Linked DNA regions of Homo sapiens: region 2 is linked to region 1. A link is a loop called in an ENCODE intact Hi-C map of the cell type or tissue named here. Cell type or tissue: PC-9. All regions are shown on one strand. Links, peaks and the distances in the headings refer to the core of each region. The heading gives the core; the rest is flanking DNA. Region 1 has its middle 130 kb from the start of DOK5. Region 2 has its middle 60 kb from the start of PFDN4.

The links. Peaks named below come from ENCODE experiments on the same cell type or tissue, not always from the same donor. Only the 100,000 strongest peaks of a DNase experiment are listed, where the experiment ranks them.
Region 2: it touches region 1 in a loop (6-fold over the local background); 3 of 110 quality-filtered maps call a loop at or near these places.

What each region holds. Positions count from the first base shown.
Region 1 is chr20:54,342,267-54,347,653 of GRCh38, forward strand. No RefSeq gene overlaps it. Among named protein-coding and RNA genes, the nearest start is that of DOK5, 130 kb to the right of the region's middle. In PC-9, for the core only: no CTCF peak of the experiment used is centred there; a DNase peak (open chromatin) is centred at 3,155; H3K4me3 peaks cover 651 bases; H3K27ac peaks cover 2,095 bases.
Region 2 is chr20:54,265,503-54,270,889 of GRCh38, forward strand. No RefSeq gene overlaps it. Among named protein-coding and RNA genes, the nearest start is that of PFDN4, 60 kb to the left of the region's middle. In PC-9, for the core only: no CTCF peak of the experiment used is centred there; DNase peaks (open chromatin) are centred at 2,099, 2,409 and 3,719; H3K4me3 peaks cover 1,746 bases; H3K27ac peaks cover 4,029 bases.

The sequences.
Region 1 (5,387 bases), core at 302-5,301:
CAAATCATATAATCCATCATTTCCTAAAACATTTCTAGGGCACACCCATGCTGTCAGATGTAACAAAATGGGTTATCAGAAAAACATTTGCGTTCATACGGGATTAGACAAATCTTGATTGACCAATGTCAAACTACTGTCTTGACTGCAGGACTTTTCAGAGCCTTTAACATACAAGCATACATTGTGACTTTCCAGAAGCAAATAGAGTAAGCAGAATTTTTTAACTTATTTGACCAATGAGTACATTATCGTGGGGGTAGGGTTATTCAGACAACATTATGAAGAAGTGATGACATCGCTGTTTTTCACAATCTACTTGCAAAATGGCACAAGAAATGATCACAGCAGACAATCAAACTTGCCCAGAGCAGCCATTGTGAATTTAATCTAATTGCTCTTGAAAGCTGGATTTGTTTCTCTGAATTGAGTTGCAGCCTTTGAGGAAGAAACAAATTGCCTCCCCACTGCTCACACTTCTGCTCCATCTGTAAATGTTAGGAAATAGCATAAAAAGAAATTCAAATTCCTGTAGCAGTAAATATGCAAACACACATTTTCTGCAGATATAGCGAGGGCATCATTTTCCCCCTTTTACCACCCCAGAGTCCCTGAACAGGTTTGAATCTGTTGACAAAGCTTTTTAAAACCATCTAGCTGACCTTTATTTTTTATTTTTATTTTTATTTTTATTTTTATTTTTATTTGTTTTGTATGCTAGCAATCTGTTAACCACATTTCCAGGGAACTTGCATAGAGAGCTCCTTCTCTCTCTCTCTCTCTCTCTCTGTCTCTCTCTCTCCCGCTTTCTATCCTACTCCCTTCCTCCTTCCCTGCCTTCTTCGCTCTCCTTTCTCTCTCTTCCTTTTTTTCTATTTCTTATTCGTTGGCAGTCTTGCCACTGGATGTGCAAATTAAAACTCATTTAATCATCTGCATGCCAAGCACAAGGACTCAGTCAATCACGTTCTATGCCATTGGCTAGGTAATTACTTGAAATTTGCTATCTATTGTTTCATCCTTTGTTCCCAGCCTACTATTGACGTCAGAGGAGTTTTGCCTGTGAAAGAATGAGGTCTTATTTTTGTGTGTGTGTATAAAATATTCTAGTTTGCTCCAGACTTCTGTGCCCAAGTGGGTCTCTGGCAAAGAATGTTCTGTACATCCATCAACATTTAGAAGTGCAGTGATGGTTGCATGCAAAGTGGAAGTTGGAAATTGAGCAGAAAGAAAAAACCTTGTGGAGCGTAGTCAAACCGGTTACTCAAAGCTTGTGTTTTAAGATTTTCTTCAGCCTCTTGCACACTCATACCAAACGATAATATCCACATTTGCAGATTGAGAAACCAACATCGAACTACTATCTTAATTGCAGGACTTTTCAGAGCCTTTAAAGAGAGATATAGTTATGTCTTTGTCCTTATGGGAATAACCGGACCTTTGCCAAACTGAGAAAAGTTCAGGCACAAGGTAGACAATGTAGTGGATAGTGAGTCAGATTCTGTACCAGGAAGATTTTGTATGGTGTGAGTTCCTCTCTGCACTGCCCACCTTGGTACTTCCAGCATCTAGGATAACTGTTGCCACACAATTAAGTATTTGTTAACTACTTGTTTAAGGAATAAGTAGGTGTTTTTCAAAGAGGCTGCTTCAACCATGAACACTTATTTATCTTTGGAGTCACATGTCATGGCTAAGTTATGCCCTAAGTACCATATAACTTAGTAGTTAATACTGTAGTTAATACTTAGTAGCTAATACTCTAACCTTGAGGTTAGAAAGCCTTGAGGGTTAAGCTCTGCCTTTGCCCTTTACCACTGGTGAGGCTTTGTGCAATTAACTGAGTCTATTTAAGCCTCCCTCTCCTTATCTCTACTTTGGCTCCGTTGTAGAGATGGGGAGACAATGATCTTCACTCCACAACAGGTTAGTTCATGTCCTTTGTAGGGACATGGATGAAGCTGGAAACCGTCATTCTCAGCAAACTATCGCAAGGACAAAAAACCAAACACCACATGTTCTCACTCATAGGTGGGAATTAAACAATGAGAACACATGGACACAGGAAGGGGAACATCACACACCGGGGCCTGTTGTGGGGTCGGGGGAGGGGGGAGTGATAGCATTTGGAGATATACCTAATGCTAAATGACGAGTTACTGGGTGCAGCACACCAACATGGCACATGTATACATATGTAACAAACCTGCACATTGTGCACATGTACCCTAAAACTTAAAGTATAATAAAAAAAATTCAGTTCAATCCTGATAATTTCTTTATCAAAATAATTTCCATGTGAATCACAGCTTTATATGTAATAGAATAAAATATTTAACAAACCACAAAAAAAATTGATTAAGACAAGGTACATAAAACACCTTTGCATAGTACTTGGCATATAATAAACTTTCAGTAAATATTATGATTAAAGACTGTGCATCAATTGGTTCAATGGATAACTCTCAAGTAGAGTAGTACATGATAGGATGTTAATAGTACAAATTCTATATAAACATTTATATATGCAGATACTGGGTCCAAAATAAAAGTGTGGCACTACAATTACGTTGTCATTGTCCCCCACCAAGAATACATAGAAACATCAGGGCAGAGTTGATACCAAATCTCATAGAAAGCCTTAAAAATAATTATTTCAAAATGTTGCCCTTGATCAATGGTTCTCAACTGCAAGCAAGTTTGCCCCCTGGGGGGACATTCATTAATGTCTGAAGACATTTTTGGTTGTCACCACTGGGGTGGGGGCTGTGCCTGTGGCTTCCAGTGGGTAGAGGCCAGAGATGCTGCTAAACAACCTGCAATGCACAGGACAGCCTCCTGCAACAGGGAATGATCAATTGTGTCAGAATTGAGAAAAACCTTGCTCGGGATTTTTTAATTTTAAAAATATGTAACTTATTTCAGATTCTATCAGAGCCAATACATATGAAGATACATTATTTATGAATTATTTTCAGTGTTTAAAAGGGGATTAAGGCAAGTGGCTCTTTTTGGTTGAGAACTGGGTTCATTTCAGGGAGCCTGGAATATGATACTTTTCTTGGAATGCATTTGCCAGGCTGAAGGATCAGGGCAGAGAATTGCAGTCTGATGAAAATGCTGCAAGCAAATATCCTGCTTAGAAATGTTTTTGATGAGTCATTTCCAAAAACTCAAATACACTGACTAGTGACTAAGAGTCTAATTAACCCAGACGCCACTAAAAATAGGAAAGATCCATTGCACTTACGCGAGGTTTTCTGTTAAATCAACAACCCTGTGAGGTAGGCAGAAGCAATTTAAAGTCTAGAGAATACTAATACTAATAATGAGGGCTATTAATTATTAAGCATGGACACTGTGCAAAATAATGGCAGTAGAACAAGAGGAGGAGGAACTTAGGGTATGGAGTGCACGCCTAGCCCTGTCACCTACTAGCTGCATGAGTCTTGGAGGTTTATTTTGCTTTTCTGCATCTTAAGTCTTAATCTGTGAAAGAGGAATAGTTACAGTGTCAGTTTCACGGGATTGTTGTGAAAATTAAAAAAAAAAGCTTCCAAAGCACTCAGCACAGTGACCAATGCATATGCTTCTAATAAATGTAAGTTAATAATGAGAAGAATTCTCACAAAAACCGTACAAGGAAAGTATTCATAGTTAAAGATGAGACCATTTAGAGATGAACAAACTGTGTCAAAAAGTCCTTCAGTAAGTTGCCTAAGTTCCCTCAAGTGGTGAGTAGCCAAATCAGGTTGAACACAGAACTCACTTGGCAAGCCTTGTGCCTAGAAGAGTTTCTGGCATGTATCAGAACAACAACTATCTGTTGCAGAGGCAAAGGAAAAACCCTCATAGGTTCTGTGGCTGGGACCCTAGAAATTAAACATTAAAAGACACGTTAACAGGAAAAAGGATTTATTTCATATGCATATGAAGGGCCTCATAGAAATTAAAACCCAAAGAAGTAGGCAGACCTGGAGGTGTATATACCAGTTTAACAAAAGGGCCAAAAAAATTGTGGAGAAATGACAAGACAAAGAAAATAAATTTGAGTTTCTAGTGGTGATAAATTGTGGAAAGGTAAACATATGAGGAAAATAATGGAAGACTGGGTTATTTTAGGAAGGTTTGTTATGCAGACTCCCCTGGAGGCTGATAGTCTAGAGTTTCCTCTGGTGATTAAACACTTGCTGTGCCCTTTCTGGTAGGAGAAAGAGGAAGTGGCAACATTTTCACAAAGGGAAATCTATGCCCTGATTTTAGGCCAATGGGGGAGGGTAGAGTGCTTGTTTCTTGCATCTGTTGTTTCTCAATTGCTTTCTGCTTGAAATAGTCCTTACGCCAATGTGGCATATTTTGGGGTGACATATTCTAACCCCTTCACTACTGAATGAAGAAAAATCTCCTAATATTATATCTTCAGTAATCCACATTTTCAGCTGATTTTGCCCTGTTTATTGCACTTCCATTCTTGCTGGCTTCACATTTATTTTGTTTCTGGTCATGGAGTCAACTTTGGGTGCTCAAGTTTCCAGTGGGTGCATTAAAATACTCAAATAGCATAAATTGCACATATAACTTTGAAAAATTGCCCACAGAAAAATAGCAAAACGTGTTCATCTTTTCACCAAGAGCTAACTCTTGCAGAAGACAGGTAATCATTAGAAACCCTTCTACCCTAATCGCGTTGCCTGTATGTAATTATTGTAGTTTCCTCTGAGTATTCACTGAAAGGTGCCTTGAGAGAGAAAAAAATGTATAGGCTGCCTAGCAAAGTTAGGAAAAGCATGTAGAATGTATATATGGTGTGTGTGTGTGCATGTGCGTGCTTTGGTCACAGATATGAAGCAAGTTTCATCATGTAATTACAATGACAAATACAATGGCATTTGAATCAATTGACATCAGAATTGTAGGAATGGCTTGGAGTTGAGCTCCTCCTAATTATATTTAATTGCATAGTCTTGGATTTGACACTGAGTCTGGCTTGAAATGGATGCTTCGATGGGTTGAGTGTTTTTTCGCAGCTTGACAGGGTTGAGATGTAAACAGGAGCTGATAAACATGGCACTTACCACACCCATGAAGACTTTCTATTGGAATTTCTGTGAATGATTAATAGTCAAAAATTACAGCTCCACTGAGCTGTGACAGCATTGGATTCAGGATATGGAGACCTTTGTTTCCGTTATTGCTTACACATTTTAGAATCATTTGATTTTATTCTGGTTTATTTTTTGGCTCACTCCTCTGCTGATGAGTAAATTGAGGGAAATAAACACCAGAATGAGTCTGGCTGTTAAATGTGTCAATGTCTTAGCCATGGCAAGAATTCTACTGCATTCTCTGATGCAGTTGCCTGAGGCTGAGTACAGCTTGGGCCCCTT
Region 2 (5,387 bases), core at 108-5,107, 77 kb before region 1:
GTTAACTCAAGCCGTAATCCAACGAACATCTTTGATTAATGCATCAGTCAATTCTGTAGGCTCTTCTTCCAAAACATGGCTTGAATTCTTCCATTTTTATTTATGCTAACCATACCTTGATAGCATCTCTATCTTTGGAAGATGGGATAGCAAATCCCATCATTTCTTGCTAAAACAATTGCAGTATCTTAGTATCTTGTCTTTGAATTTATTCTCCTAATCCATTGAAATATATTCTCAGTATGGAAGTTCAAAGTAATCATTTTGAAACTTTTATGTAACAAATCTTTATTGAGTACCTACTATTTGCTTGGGTAATTTAGAACCTGGAGGGAATAAAACAGACCAAAATCTATTGAACATGAGCCTGTTTAAGTGGGTTTATGAATTAAAATGCCAGGTTAACCCTTATAAAATGAGCAAGTGGCTTAGATATATTCCTGCAAACAGGCCGGGCGTGGTGGCTCACCCCTGTAATCCCAGCACTTTGGGAGGTCAAGACGGGTGAATCACTTGAGGTCAGGAGTTTGAGACCAGCCTGGCCAACATGGTGAAACCCTGCCTCTACCAAAAATACAAAAATTAGCCAGGCATGGTCGTGTGCACCTGTAGTCCAGCTACATGGGAGGCTGAGCCAGGAGAATCACTTGAACCCAGGAGGCGGAGGTTGTAGTGAGCCGAGATTGCACCACTGCACTACAGCCTGGGTGACAGAATGAGACCCTGTTTAAAAAAAAAAAAATTCCTCCAAACAAACTATGGATTGAAGAAAACACCAATGAAAGCACAGAAGTATTTCATCAAAAATTATCCATAACTGGTCAGAGAGACCAAAAGTTAAGTTTCATTAAGTGTGATCAGTAATGCCCTTTTTATGTTTGGAACTGTTTCACACATTACAGACATTAAAACAGGAAGTGAAATAAATAACTCAGACTGAGACCTTGGAATAGCTTTATCATAAAATATGAAACCACAAGCTTCAAAAAAAATGAAAGCATATTTATTCGAACTTTGCTTTTACCAAAAATGATTTATCTTCCATCTCATCTTTTTATAATTTATTTGTGAGTATTTTATAAAATATAGAATGTTAGTATAATAAAACATACAATTTATAAATTAAAAAACAGCCTTGAATTGGGGATGGACATTTGAAATTTTCTTATTAATGGAATGTACAATCAAAAATGTTTGTAGACTACAAATTTAAATACTTGGTATTACACAAATGTAATATCACTTTTCAAAGTGTTTATTTTTTAAAAATAAAACATCTTTTTTTAATCCCTTTGAATTTTTACATTTAGAAACCATCCATTGCCTCTACCAGAGAGCTGGGACGATGTGGTTTGCATGTTGAGATCAAGAATCCAGGAGAACCAGCCAAGGTGTCTGCAGAATCTACCAGCTCTAAATTGTTGGAAATGCTGGTGGAATTGAAATCCCCTTAGTGAGATGCAGCAACTTTCATCTGAGACATATGCTGTAATTAGCAGTTTCTTAATTACCGAGTGCTTGAAGTATGTCATACTGGGAAGGGGTGGCGGGAAAATGCTGCTGCGCTTGAAGACACAAGGTGACCACGTTCTCTCAACCAGCTTGAGACCCCAGGTTCACTCTTACTGCAGCACAAACACACTGTGGCCAAGAGAAGACCATTCAAAGGTACCCCACTGCTTCCTATTTAGAGGGGGAAAAAGGACGTCATATATCCCTGCTCATGATGGCATAATTTGGTGTTAAAGTCAGTTGTGATGGCAAAGTAAAGTTTTGGTTTGTTTGGTGAGAAAACTGAGTTCACCCTCTTGCCACCCTCTTATCTGTTTGAGCCAGAAACGATCCCATCTACCAAGTGCTGTCTGAGAGCCAGGGTCCATGCCCAACAATTTTCATGCATCGATACCTTTCATCTCATGAAGCGGGCACTACTCTGATATGCCTTTGCTAGGTAAGGAAGCTGAAATTCAAGGAGATTTTGTTCCTTGTTAGTGACAACATCAAGGCAAAGTGGCTCTAGAGCCTGCCTGCTTAGTCACAACTGTGCCTTGTCACTCTACTGCTTTGAACCAGGCAGCTATTGTGCCGGTGGCATATATACAAGGAGGCTGAGGGACAGAGCAAATATTCAGGACAAGAGTGAGTCATGCTGAGGGATTGTGGCAAGAAGAAGGCTGGCTGTGGGTAGGGGAGGGCCTTGGGCCTGGGGAGAACAGAAATTCTATTGAATTTCTAACTAAGTGCTGGGCAGAGTAGCTCTTCTTCCTTACCTCCTTATGAAATCATCAGTCAAATACACTCATTTCTTGTTAAAGCATTGCGAGTTGCATCCCTTTGCAGAGATGTGTTTAACTCTTGAGCCACGCTTCCAATTGGGCTTGGGGCAGAAAAGGAAAGTCCCCAGATGCTGTCCTGTTATACCTGCTTGGCTTGTTTTAGAACAAGAGTCTTTCAAGTCCTGGGACTAATTTATTGGCTTCGGTTACAGGGGAGCTGCAGCTTAGGCTGCCTGGCTTTTGTAGGACCACAAAGAGGAATCTCTGAGATGCTTTGTTTCTTCTAGAATAAGATCCAGTACTAAAGGGGAAACGTGCTTCTGTAACTTGGTCAAGGTTTACAAAGAGAAACACCCTGTCCCTCTCTGCATGAATTTCCATTGGCCTTCTATGGAATTTATGGCTTTTGTAGGAAGGGCAAAATCTGGCAGTGGGAGGAAATTCATTAGTGGTATCACTCTTATGGTTAGGATTCCATGACCTTGAGGCACATAAATCTGGAAAATGGCCTCAGTGGGCATCCAGTGCCCTGATAAATAGACACAACACTGTGAGCCAAGATTTGTAGTCTATGGAATCTCCTTTTCTATATGAGGAGATGTGCATCCTGCATCTCAGGCACTTATATTATCCAGAGCTGCAGAAACAAGGTTATCAGTTTATTGGTTCACTTACACACCTTCCTTGCTTCCTTTCAGCTTCCTCACCCAGCCTTGCAATCTCAGCTACTAATGTCATCCAAGCTAATTTTCAGAGCCGGGTTGGCAGAGTTGGCATGTAATGGATGGACATTTTGATCTTGGCCAGCACGTTTCTAAGTAGGAAGTAGTGTCCATCCATTAGGGGTGTCAAGAGTTTCATCTCTCAAAAACAGCCCTTTTTGTGGTAATGGATAGCTGCTCTGACAGCTTCAGAGGACTGAATTAGGATGTGTGTTCTGCAGATATCAGGAAAAGAAACAGGAATAAAACACAATTATACTCAAACCTATAACTTTTGCCCGCCTTGAATACATTTAGTTGCTCACCCCCAAGGCTGGAGGATACCTAATAAAGAGACATTTTCTGGTTAACTGACAATGTTTTCCTTTTTTTTCTTTTTTCTTGTCTTTTCCAGCAGAAGTCTCTTGTTTCTGCCAAGAACTCTGAAAAGTTAAAAATATTTATCCTGCTTGCAAGCTAACAACTTAGCCTGCTGTAGTTTCTTAGATGCAGGCAGAAAACATGCAACTCCTGGGTCAGAGACAAAAGGCTTGTATTACTCAAGGCACAGCAGGCAGCATGATCATTGTGTTTGCTGCAGGTGCCCTCTCTCCAAGTTCCCTGGGAGTGATGGGAAGCAGCCTGGGTAGATGCTGCAGCCTCAGGAGGTTTGGAGCACAGCTGAGTTTAAGAAATCCCAAACTTGTAAAGAGGGCAGTCTAACCTTTGCCTAGAGAGAGACATTATCTTATAGTGGTCAGGAAACAAACCTGCCCTCTGCCCCAAGGGAGCTACTATCTCTATCTTCCAAGGCCTTTCACTATACAAACATCCGAAAAATCGTCTGAAACAAAAGCTACTACAGAATGTGCAGAAATGTAGGAAACTCATAGAGAAGTACCTCCTGGTAATTGCAGGAAAGAATTTGGCAAAACTGGTTCACTGATACTACATTACTTACATTTTAAATATGAAATACTGGCAGTTATTTTCAACTAAAGGCAAATATAAAAACACTGTCATTGGCTCAAATAATAGCAAACAAAGAGTAGCATGGGATTTTGCCTAAAGAGTACAATCTGGAATAATATATTGTCATTATATTTAACATCCCTTCAATTAAAATACCAATTAAAATATGATTTATTTCAAGTAAATGTCCTACTTATTTTTAATTACACTATGCTTTGTTAGTCACTGTATTTATGTTGGAAACAAGATCATTAAAGAATTATTTGTCTTATACATTGTTAAATAAGGCAAAGCCCCAACTCACAATTTTCTCTAATTTGAGAAGAAGTGGGAGAAAAGAAAACAATGGGATATTTTATCGTCTGGAAAGTGGAGGTTCATCTAAGATATGGCTATTTGCATTGCTCCCATTTTTGTGAACTGCTGCTTCATTTTTACAAAAGAAAAAGAAACATTTTATGAAGAGATTAACAAAAGGCACCACTTCACTCTCTTACCACTTAAGATTCATCTCCATGCCTTTTCCTGTATTGGATATTGTAATTATGTGATTCTTTCAAGCTGATCAGCATAGCATGCAAGAAGTGCCAGTTCTCTCAAATATCTCTAGAACTATATTCATAACCATGATTCTTTTCTTGTTTTTTAAATTCTTTTTTTAATGGCTATAAATTAATCTCAGTAATAATTGTTATTTGAGGGTTCCATCGCATGTATTGACGTAGTCACATTTCCAAAATCTTTTAATACAAATTTCCGAAATGTACATAACTTACTAAATCCTGGGCTTATTTTACCACCATGCTGTCTCCTTTTTCAAGGATAAATGCATAGTTCCATGTGCTCCTTTGAAGCACTGACCAAGGAGTTTTCTTCCTGTCCTGAAATCATCAACAAATATTCTTCCAGCAGTTTTTCTCCCCTTGATATTTTATTTCTCTCTGTGGAGATTTTAAAGAAAAGAGGGATAAAAAAATCTTTGGAAGGGTATGTTGAGATTTTCTCTTCAATTATATTTAAGTTGGGATGTTTGATGCCAATACGACAGCTAAAATGGCAACTGACAGTAATATTTGTTAGGGCTAAATCTACTCTGAATCACCATAATATATAAAACTACAGGACCTCAAGAAGAGCAAACCACCAAGATGCTGGGCAAAAATCCCCAACACTTGTGATAGTTTGCTGAGCATGATGGTTTCCAGTTTCATCCATGTCCCTACAAAGGACATGAACTCATCATTTTTTATGGCTGCATAGTATTCCATGGTGTATATGTGCCACATTTTCTTAATCCAGTCTATCATTGTTGGACATTTGGGTTGGTTCCAAGTCTTTGCTGCTGTGAATAGTGCTGCAACACATGGACACAGGAAGGGGAACATCACACACTGGGGACTGTTGTGGGGTCAGGGGAGGGGGAGGGATAGCATTAGGA